Linked DNA regions of Mus musculus: region 2 is linked to region 1. Evidence: chromatin contacts called from ENCODE Hi-C data. All regions are on one chromosome and are shown on one strand. The core of a region is the stretch at or near the end of the contact, and the rest is flanking DNA. Distances in the headings are between cores, read along the strand shown.

Region 1 (4,676 bases), core at 1,409-3,908:
CTGTGTATCTGCTTATTCCTAAGGCTCATAGTACTTCCCCGACCTCTGGAAGCAGGTGTATGAACTCTAAGGATCAGAAGCAGCTGCTGGATGGCAGGGAGCCCAAAGGCTTTCCTCCCATCTTTTCTTGCTCTTCTTCCTCTCTAGTCCTCATCATCTGGTCCCTTAGGATGAGGAGACTTTCAGTGGGTGAGGAGGGGACATGTCTATACCAAAAGACCAGAACAACATCTTCCTTTCCCTCCCTGCTTCTCCCAGGCCTCAGGCAAGAGTGCAGTGTAGTGACATTGACCTGGCCTGGCTTCCCCGCCTTACCTTCTTCTCCATTCCTGTTTCCTCTTTACTTCTCTGCTTTTCCTTTCTCTTTTTCATTTTGTTTTGTTTGGATCTCTCTCTCTCTCTCTCTTTCTCTCATCTATCTATCTATCTATCTATCTATCTATCTATCTATCTATCTATCTATCTATTTTTGGCCTGGAATTTACTATGTAGACCAGGCTGGACTCAAACTTGTGGCAATCTTCCTACTTCTACCCCCCAAGTGGCTAGGATTACAACCCTAAGCCATTACAAACTCTGGCCTGGCTTTTGGAACATAGTTGGGTTTCCCAACCCAGAAAGCCTCATGAGTTCTTCTTAGGTAAGCCTCATGAGTTCAAAGGAAAGGAGTTCCCATGAGGCCCCAGGACAGATACAAGTCAGCAATCCCACTTCCAGTACACATCTCTTCTTACCTCTAACTACTTTGTGTGCCAAGTGTGTCTGCCTTTTCCCCAGGGCTGTGATAACAAAGGCTTAGCTGCCAGCCTTCTGAGTCAAGGGGTGGGGTTCCCAGGATTTAACCTGAATTTGAGTGGAAGGAACGGAGACCCTTCCCCTGCACACACTCCAGAACCTTCTACTCCAGCTACACCCACATTCTACTGTATCCATCCATCCATTCCCAAGGGGGAATGGGGGCAGTTCTGTACTCTGTGGGGGAGCAGTTTCCAGGTTGCCTCTAAGAACAGAACTTCTGGTCCTTGGCTAGGGGGTGGGGGAGGAAGAGAGCTTGGCAGTTCTCATGTCTCTAGAGCTGAGTCCCACACTGTACTGTGTCATTTTGGAGGTTATCCCATAGGGCCCGACCAAGAGAAGATGTGTAGGTTTTTCTGATTCATACCAGAAAACCTGTCGAGAAAGGGAAGTCAAATGTCTGGTCTCCAGGGACCCCCACCCCCACCCCTCACCCCCTCGCTGCCACTGTGTCTCTGCCCCACAGGCCCCAAGCAGGCTCTGGTCTGTTCTAAGGGGATACCCAAGACCTGCATGTGCACCTTCTTAGGGCCATGAGCATAGGAAAACCTCCAGCAGCTATGTTCTAGTGAGATATTTAGGTGGCTCTAAGAACCAGGGATAGAAGAAGGAACTTCACAACCTCAAAAGGCCCAGACTATAATCCCAGGCCTGTAACGGGCTGAAGTCAGTGTCCTCTTAGTGCCTAAGTTTTATCTCTGTCAGAAGGCACAGCTGGGGACTCAGGTGGCAAAGGCAGCCAGGTTGGGGGTGGGGGTGTTCCCCAGAGACCAGACATTGATTCTTTCCTTTCTCTACAGTAGGTTTTTTTTGTATGACTCAGAAAAACCTGCACACCTTCTCTTCTTGGCCGGGCCCTATGGAATGACCTCCAAGATATCACAGTGGGTGAAATGTTCACCGGGCAAGCATGAAGACCTGATTCACTCTCTAGCACCATGTAAACACTAGATGTGGTATCCTGTGTCTGTAGTACCACTGATAGGAAAGAGACAAGCAGATCCAATGGCCAGCTCCAGCTTCAGGAAGATCTTCTGCCTCAAAAAAAGGAATGTGCAATTGAGCAAGATGTTGGACAGACAGACACATACAGAGGCATGAGTACACACACACACACACACACACACACACACACACACACACACACACACACGAGGGGGACAGAGAGAGAAAGAGACAGAGACAGAGAGAGAGAGACAGAGGCAGAGAGAGAGCCAGAGAGTGAGCGAGAGAGAGAGAGAGAGAGAGAGCCAGAGAGAGAGAGAGAGAACCAGAGAGAGAGAGAGAGAACCAGAGAGAGAGAGAGAGAGAGAGAGAGAGAGAGAGAGAGAGAGAGAGCCAGACTGAGGATTGTAGAGAGGCTTAAATAAGCTCAGACACGTAAAATACCCAAGACATCAGTCGCAAATTGGTTAGAATCAGTTGTGCATACAAGACCTGGGCCACAGCTTCCCTCAGAATATGCTGTCCTAGGGTGGAGACTTGCTTTTGATGTCCAACCCGCAAATTACAAGGCGATTTGGCTTGTGTGACCCAATTAAGAAGCCTTCTGTCCCGTGAACCTCTGCGGACACCTCACCTTCTGCCCCCAGGGGCAATGACCTCCTCAAAGCCTGCCCACCTGTGTGGACAGAGGCTCTGCCTTCCTGCCAGAAGTGCATCTGATGAAGCAGCCTAACAGGTTGTCAGTGGTGGGAAGTAATAAAACTGGGACATAAAAAACACTTCTTTAAAATCCCGGGCTGGGGATGGATGTGCAGGCGTGGCCCAGGTAATTAACCACTCTGCCCCGCCTGTCTCTCTCGGCCCGTTTTGTCAGGTTGCTCCTCCTATGGCTCCTCCTCCTGCCCCACCTTCTCCCCACAGGTGTGTCCCTGGGCTCTGGCTGCCAGCCCCACTTCGTGCCCCGAGACATCCGCTGAAGCCACCTGCCACGAGACCCCAACCAGCAGACACAGGCTAGCAAGTGACCTACCATGGAAGGTGCCGATGCCTGCAGGAGCAATGGGGCCAGCCCGGAAGCCAGGGACACCCGCAGCCCACCGGGTCCCAGCGGCAGCCTAGAGAATGGCACTAAAGCAGACAGTAAGGACACCAAGACAACCAACGGGCACAGTGGGGAGGTGACAGAGGGCAAGACCCTGGGCAGTGCCCTGAAGTCAGGGGAGGGGAAGAGTGGCCTATTTTCCAGCAATGAGTGGCGCAGGCCTATCATCCAGTTTGTGGAGTCTGTCGACGACAAAGGCTCCAGTTACTTCAGTATGGACTCTGCGGAAGGCAGGAGGTCCCCTTATGCGGGGCTCCAGTTGGGGGCTTCCAAGAAACCTCCTGTGACCTTTGCTGAGAAGGGGGAGCTGCGAAAGTCCATTTTCTCCGAGCCCCGCAAACCCACGGTGACCATCGTGGAGCCCGGGGAAGTCCGCAGGAATAGCTACCCCAGGGCTGACTCCAGCCTCCTGGCGCGGGCAAAGTCGGGCTCCGAGGAGGTGCTGTGCGACTCCTGCATCGGCAACAAGCAGAAGGCCGTCAAGTCCTGCCTGGTGTGCCAGGCTTCCTTCTGTGAGCTGCATCTGAAGCCCCACCTGGAGGGCGCTGCCTTCCGGGACCACCAGCTGCTCGAGCCCATCCGAGACTTCGAGGCCCGAAAATGTCCCTTGCACGGCAAGACTATGGAGCTCTTCTGTCAGACCGACCAGACCTGCATCTGTTATCTCTGCATGTTCCAGGAGCACAAGAACCACAGCACCGTGACGGTGGAGGAGGCCAAGGCAGAGAAGGAGGTGACTTGCTAGGCCCCTCGCTGCCTTCCCTTAACCCTCCCACTTGGATCCTCACTGGGGACTTATGGCTTCACGGTGCTCTGCTTTTAGGAAACATTTCTTCCTCCTCTTCATCTTCACCCTGGGGGTCAGAGGTCACTCTAACTTCCAACGATCTTAAGAGGGACATCCCGTTCGAGCCAACAGAAGATTAGACGCTAGGCAAAGCACACCAGATGAATCCTAAGTCGGGCTGGAGTGTAGAACGGAAGGATTCAGAACTCTCTGCTTGGCTGATCTGTTGTCTGTCCCTCTGTCTGTCTCTCCCTCTGTCTGTCTGTCTGTCTCTCTCTGTCTCTCCCTCCCTCTCTCCCTCCCCTCCCCCTGTCCTCACAGGTGATACTAAGGCAGGAAGACTCTAAGAGGGGACTTGAGGGCTCCTGAGTACCCTTTTTTTCTGATTCCAGGTTTGCACTTGCAGTCCTGCAGCTGCTGGCTCTGCCCTAATCTGGAAGTCACCCCACCCCACCCCACCCACCCCCATCCCCTCCTCTGCTCTCAGCTGGGCCCTGTGCCCTTTGTTTGTGTGGCTCCAGCAGACAGGTCTGTGCCTGTGGGTGGACAACATTGGATCGAGAGCATGTGTGGGTGGGTGGATGTAAATGTGTGTTTTATACGCACACGGGTGTCTGCGAATGTGGGTGTCTGCCCCTATTTATGTATGGGCTACGTAAGTGTGTTTGTGTGAATTCCCTGTGTGCAATTAGGCGGTACTTCCACGGGGAGGAGCAGAGGCAAGGCAAGTGGAGACTTGTGGGTGTGCTGCACCTGGGGAAGGTATTCTGGGTAAGGCCCAGCTGTGGCCACTGGTCTTGTCCCTTCCTGAGCTCACTCACCCAGTAGCATGTGGCCTTCCCAGGGGCAAACCTTCCTGGTGGCCAGGGCAGGGGCTTTACTTTCTTGTCAGCTTTTGTACCCCAAGGGACTCCTCTTTACCTAGCTCCGTGATCACATGCTTGCCGGTCACTCACTCTGTGCCGCTTGCCACTACCCTCGGGCAGCAGGTTCTGAGTCGCAGGTGGAAACAGACTCAGACATCCTCTCTAGACGCTTCATTTGGCT
Region 2 (4,804 bases), core at 355-2,854, about 19 Mb after region 1:
CCTTATGACATCATCTAGACAGAAAACAATTGGCTAACAAGAGTGGAACAATTTAATATGTGATGTCAATTCATCACGCTCACCATTTGGCTAGACCATCAATGCACAAAGATCATCTGAAGGCAAGCAAGGCTGAAGTTGGGGTGCTTGAAGAGAACTCCTTTGCCAAGTTTCCTGACCAATCAGGTGCACCTCCCCCGGATTATGGAAGCAAGGGCCTCCCCACAAAAGCCCCCATAACTTGTCTATCAACTCGATAAGAAGGAAGTTTTTCCATGGAGAACTTGAAACCACCATTCTCCATTTCAGGGAATCAGCCCACTTGAGAACAAATTTCCTCACTGGAAGTCCCTTGGTAGCTCTCGCCTACCACCCACCACTACCTGCTAGTGTGCAAGAGTGACAGGAAGAGGGACCTGGCATGACCTTCTGCCACCTAACAGTGCTGTGGAGTGAGGACTAGTTTAGAAACAGTGGGAACAGTGGAGTGTGGTGATGACCAGGAAGACACACATTCCTTTCACCTCCAATTGAGAAGACTAATGCTTAGATTAGACATGTGTACAACACACACACACACACACACACACACACACACACACACACACACACACACACACACACACTTTCTTCTTTTGTTCCAAAAAGCTGCTGTTATGCATGTTTCATAGCTTGTTTATTTTCATGTGATGGCAAGTTGTATCTTTACATCTTGCTATGTACAGACATGCCATGTATATGTGCATACATGTATAAGAATATATATGATACATGTATAAACATATAAGAAATAAATTATATACATTTATATGTGTTTGTGTATATAATGTGAATGCATATGCATACATGTTCGTGTGTGTGTATGTGTGTGTGTGTGTGTGTGTGTGTGTGTGTGTGTGTGTGTGCATGTGCATTGAGGACAAACCTCACTCACCAGCTGAGTGACACTGGATGAGCCATTAACCTCTCTGAGGTTCTGACTCTTGGTGTAGAAAGTAAAGGGGTCTATGGGTCTTGCAGAGGCTTGTGGCTTAAATCCAGCTGGGTCCAAAGTCATGTGAACTGAGTTGTTAGAGTGGCAGCTGTCTTGTGCCACAGGAACACAAGGGAAGTGGGACCCCAGGTCCAGCCTCTGGGAAACAGGGGGTGGGGGGAGACAGACAGAGAGTGACAGACAAAGAGAGACAGAGAGGTGTATACAGCTGGACAGTGGTGATTGCTAAATGTAAGATCCTAGCACCTAAACAGGGTTTGGGGAACCAGGGAGAATCAATACCCCAAAGAGAGGTGTCTCTTATTTGATACCTGGAAGTTCCTCTCCTGGGCCCAGCTTTCTCATCTGCACATTAGTTCCAGACATCTCTGACATTGCTGAGAGGGAAGAAATCACGAGGCCTGACACAGCAAGAAGTTGGCACCAGAGACAAAAAAAAAAAAAAAAAAAAAAAAAAAGCTCTGGGCTCTGGAGAGTAGCTGCAGTTCACAGTGGGCTTAAAACACCCAGAAGGAAACTCCTGTCTCTTAGAATGCATGGAATTTGCTAGAAACAAAGTGTATCTGGGATGTGGGAGGAACACAGTGGTTCTGCCCAGGGAGTGTGCTGGGAGCTTACTGCAATAACACAGGAAACCTGAGACTGTGCCAAACAGGATTTGGGGAAGGAAGGGGTGGAGAGAAGCGTGGAGGGTTCTCCTCCAGCAAGCCAGCTGTGCCAGAGTCCCCTTCCAGCCCGGAGCCAGGGTCTTGTCACACTCAGTCACGTTTAATCAATTAGATAAGTGGGGGTGGAGGGGGGCGGGGGGCGGGGCGTGTCTTGGCTTCCAGGAGCTCAGTCTCCTGAGAGACAGCGGACATGCGGACATGCGCAGACAAGTGAGGGCAAAGTTGGCGCATTAAGGAGGAGATAGAGCCTCCAAAACAGAGTGTGCGTGAGTGGGGACAGGTCAGCTAGACAACAAGGATTGACCTTGAGCTTGTGCAAGCTCCCTGCAAACCCAGGCTCTGACCTGAGTCACTGTGAATCTGTGGCCAAGGATTTTAGATTTTTCTGAACATGTTTTCTCAGCTGAGGGGTGACTCTACCGGTGCCACACAATTGCCTCGACGACTAAAGAAAATGAAATCAATTGCCTCGACGACTAAAGAAAATAAAATCTGTATCCTCCCAGGAAGATGACTGTTGGCTAGTTGTATGTCAGCTTGACACAGCTAGAGTCATTTTGAAAGAGAGAATCACAGTTGAGAAGATGCCTCCATCAGACTGACCCATGGTGCATTTTCTTGATGGATGCTTGATCAATGTTGGGAGAACATAGCCCACTGTAGGTGGTGCCATCCCTGGGCTGATGGTCCTGGGTTCTATAAGAAAGCAGGCTGAGCAAGCCATGAAGAGCAAACCAGTAAGCAGCATTCCTCTATGGCCTCTGCATCCGCGCCTGCCTCCAGGTTCCCGACCTGTTTGAGTTCCTGTCCTGACAGCCTTGGATGGTGGACTGTGATATGGAAATGTAATAGAAATAAATCCTTTCTTCCCCAAGTTTCTTTTGGTAATGGTGTTTCATCACAGCAATAGAAACCCCAACTAAGACAATGACCATGGATCTGCAATACCTACTTGAGTAATGCTTATATAACATTAAGGATTACAGACAACTTTTCAATAGGTCAAACTTTAGATGTGACTCTTTTTTTCCTTTTGAAGAATAATTATATTGGGGTTGGGGAGAGCCTAAGGGGAAGGGAGGGAGGGGAAACTATAGTCAGGGTATAATATATGAGAGAATAAAATTATATTTTAGTTATATATGTATGTATACATGTATGTATGTATTATTGTATCTGTGTGTATGTATGTGTCTGTGCATATTGATGTTTATAGAGGCCAGAAGAAGGTACTGGATCCCCTGGAGCTGGGGTTACAGATGATTGTGAGCCACCTGACATGGAATCAGGGATATGAGAGCAGCAAGCAGTCTCAGCCACTGAACCTCTCCCTGGCCCCTCCTTTCTTTCTTTCATTATAATTTTTTTGACCCAACTGCCCTTGAACTCACTATGTACCTAAGGATGACCTTGAACTGTTTCCCTTTTCCTCCTCAAATGTCAAGATTAGGCATAGTGTGCTCTGCTCTGCTCACTTCTTAATTTTATTATCAAAGCTAAGACATGATGCCCACCTACACCTGCAGGGTCAGGGTCATGGGTAGCTCTGACTCTGGCTTCTGCATCTTTGGTCCCTGTAACATCTAGGTCTTCAGGAAAGCAACGCACATAGCCATGGCCTCCCGTGACGACAGCGCCTCTTCTGGCTCTCTCCGGAAAGGCTGCCTGAAGCTGTTTCACAGTTAACTTTGACTTTTTAGAAGTAGGAGCCCACAATAAAATAACAAAACTATACACAAGTTCATGAACCGGGAATGAGGTGGTTCGTTGTCACTATCAAGTCTCCTGGGCCACCTGTCACTATGTGCTGAGCTTTTATTTTTAATATTGATTTTATTTTGTGTGTGTGGGTACGTGTGTATATGTATGTGTATAGTTTTTATGCGGGTTCTAGGGATTTGTATTCAGGTACTCATGCGCACACAGTAAGAGTTGCTACCCAGAGAGCCATCTCCTCCATCCCAGAGGGCCAGCCATTATTTATTTATTTATTTATTTATTTATTTATTTATTTATTTATTTATTTATTTAAGGTCTCGTGTAGTTCAAGCCGGCCTCCAACTCCATATGCAGCCAAGGATGGCCTTTGATATCTGATCCTGATACTCCTACGTCCCAAGTGCTGGCATTACAGGTGTGGGCCACCATGCTGGGCCTTGTGCTGTTCTTTATAGGAAAAGCAGCACAGGCGTCCTGTTGACGTCAGAGTCAAAATGTACTGGTAGCTACTGAGCCATCTGTCTATAGCAATTTCCTGTGGGCTTGCCAGCTACTCTGTCCAGTCGTAATGGAAATGCCAGTCTGCACTCACCCTTTTCGGGATGCAGAGATGACTTACCAATAGCCAGCTCCATAGTGCAGGCCATTCTCCCTGTGTCCCCAACAGGGCAATGCTGCCTGGCACAGAATGGGCACCCAGGCTGTATTTCCTTCCTTTCCTACCCCCCTCTTCCCTCCCTCTCTTTCTCCCTTCTTCCTTTTCTTCCTCCCTTTCTTCCTTGTAATAGGAATTGAGCCCAGGGGCTTGAGTCTGCCAGGCAAGCACTCTACCACTGAGATCCCCAGGAGGGGTGTTATCTTTGGGTTGCAGAGAGCAGATGCTGGTGGTGGAGCTTAAAGAGAAAATAAAAGAAAGATGCTGAGCTTGGCCCACCAGGGAGAGGGACCTCCCTCCTGCCACCTTTCTTCTCCTGGGAATCCACTCTCCTTTTCTTGAACACTGTGTCTGTCTGTCTATTGTGTGATGCTCTATCATCTTCCTCTGAGTAGGGCCACCCAGGGAAGGGCCGGGAGCTTGAGCCTCATAAAGAAAGCTATACTGCCCTTCCCTGCGCCTGCCAGCCAGCCAACCAGCTGCCCTCCCTTGCTGCTGCAGAAGCTATAAAAAGCACAGCACTTCAACAATAGGTGACATCACCCAGCAGGCTGGCGGAAAGAACTGGATTCTGCCAGATGCCAGGCAGAGTTATGGTCCCTTTCCTCCCCCCAGGATGAGGCCTCTAGGGAAAGAGCTTGGGCAGGCTCCCTGGATCCTGCAGGGATGTAGGGGATAGACTACAAAAGACTCTCTTGCCTTGGAGGAAGGGAATTGATCCCAAGGGACATAGCATCTTGACAGTGCTAAAGACTTCCCTGGGGCGAG

What was found. Hi-C counts contacts between places; a loop is a spot of excess contacts on that map.
Region 2: a map of T-helper 17 cell shows a loop between it and region 1 (45-fold over the local background). The contact joins the enhancer-like site here to the promoter of Trim29 in region 1. A Hi-C loop is called at or near these places in 5 of 37 maps with a recorded cell type or tissue (T-helper 1 cell, T-helper 17 cell, T-helper 2 cell and 1 more).

What each region holds. Positions count from the first base shown.
Region 1 is chr9:43,308,105-43,312,780 of GRCm38, forward strand. Trim29 (tripartite motif-containing 29) reads left to right here and starts at 2,659. Exons shown (of 9, transcript NM_023655.2): 1 at 2,659-3,575. The coding sequence starts at 2,772.
Region 2 is chr9:62,434,352-62,439,155 of GRCm38, forward strand. The region is part of intron 3 of Coro2b (coronin, actin binding protein, 2B); the gene reads right to left. Among named protein-coding and RNA genes, the nearest start is that of Gm40523, 21 kb to the left of the region's middle. Within about 2 kb of position 1,605, at least 1 of the 3 ENCODE cell types and tissues checked has a DNase peak (open chromatin) inside an H3K27ac peak, as active enhancers do.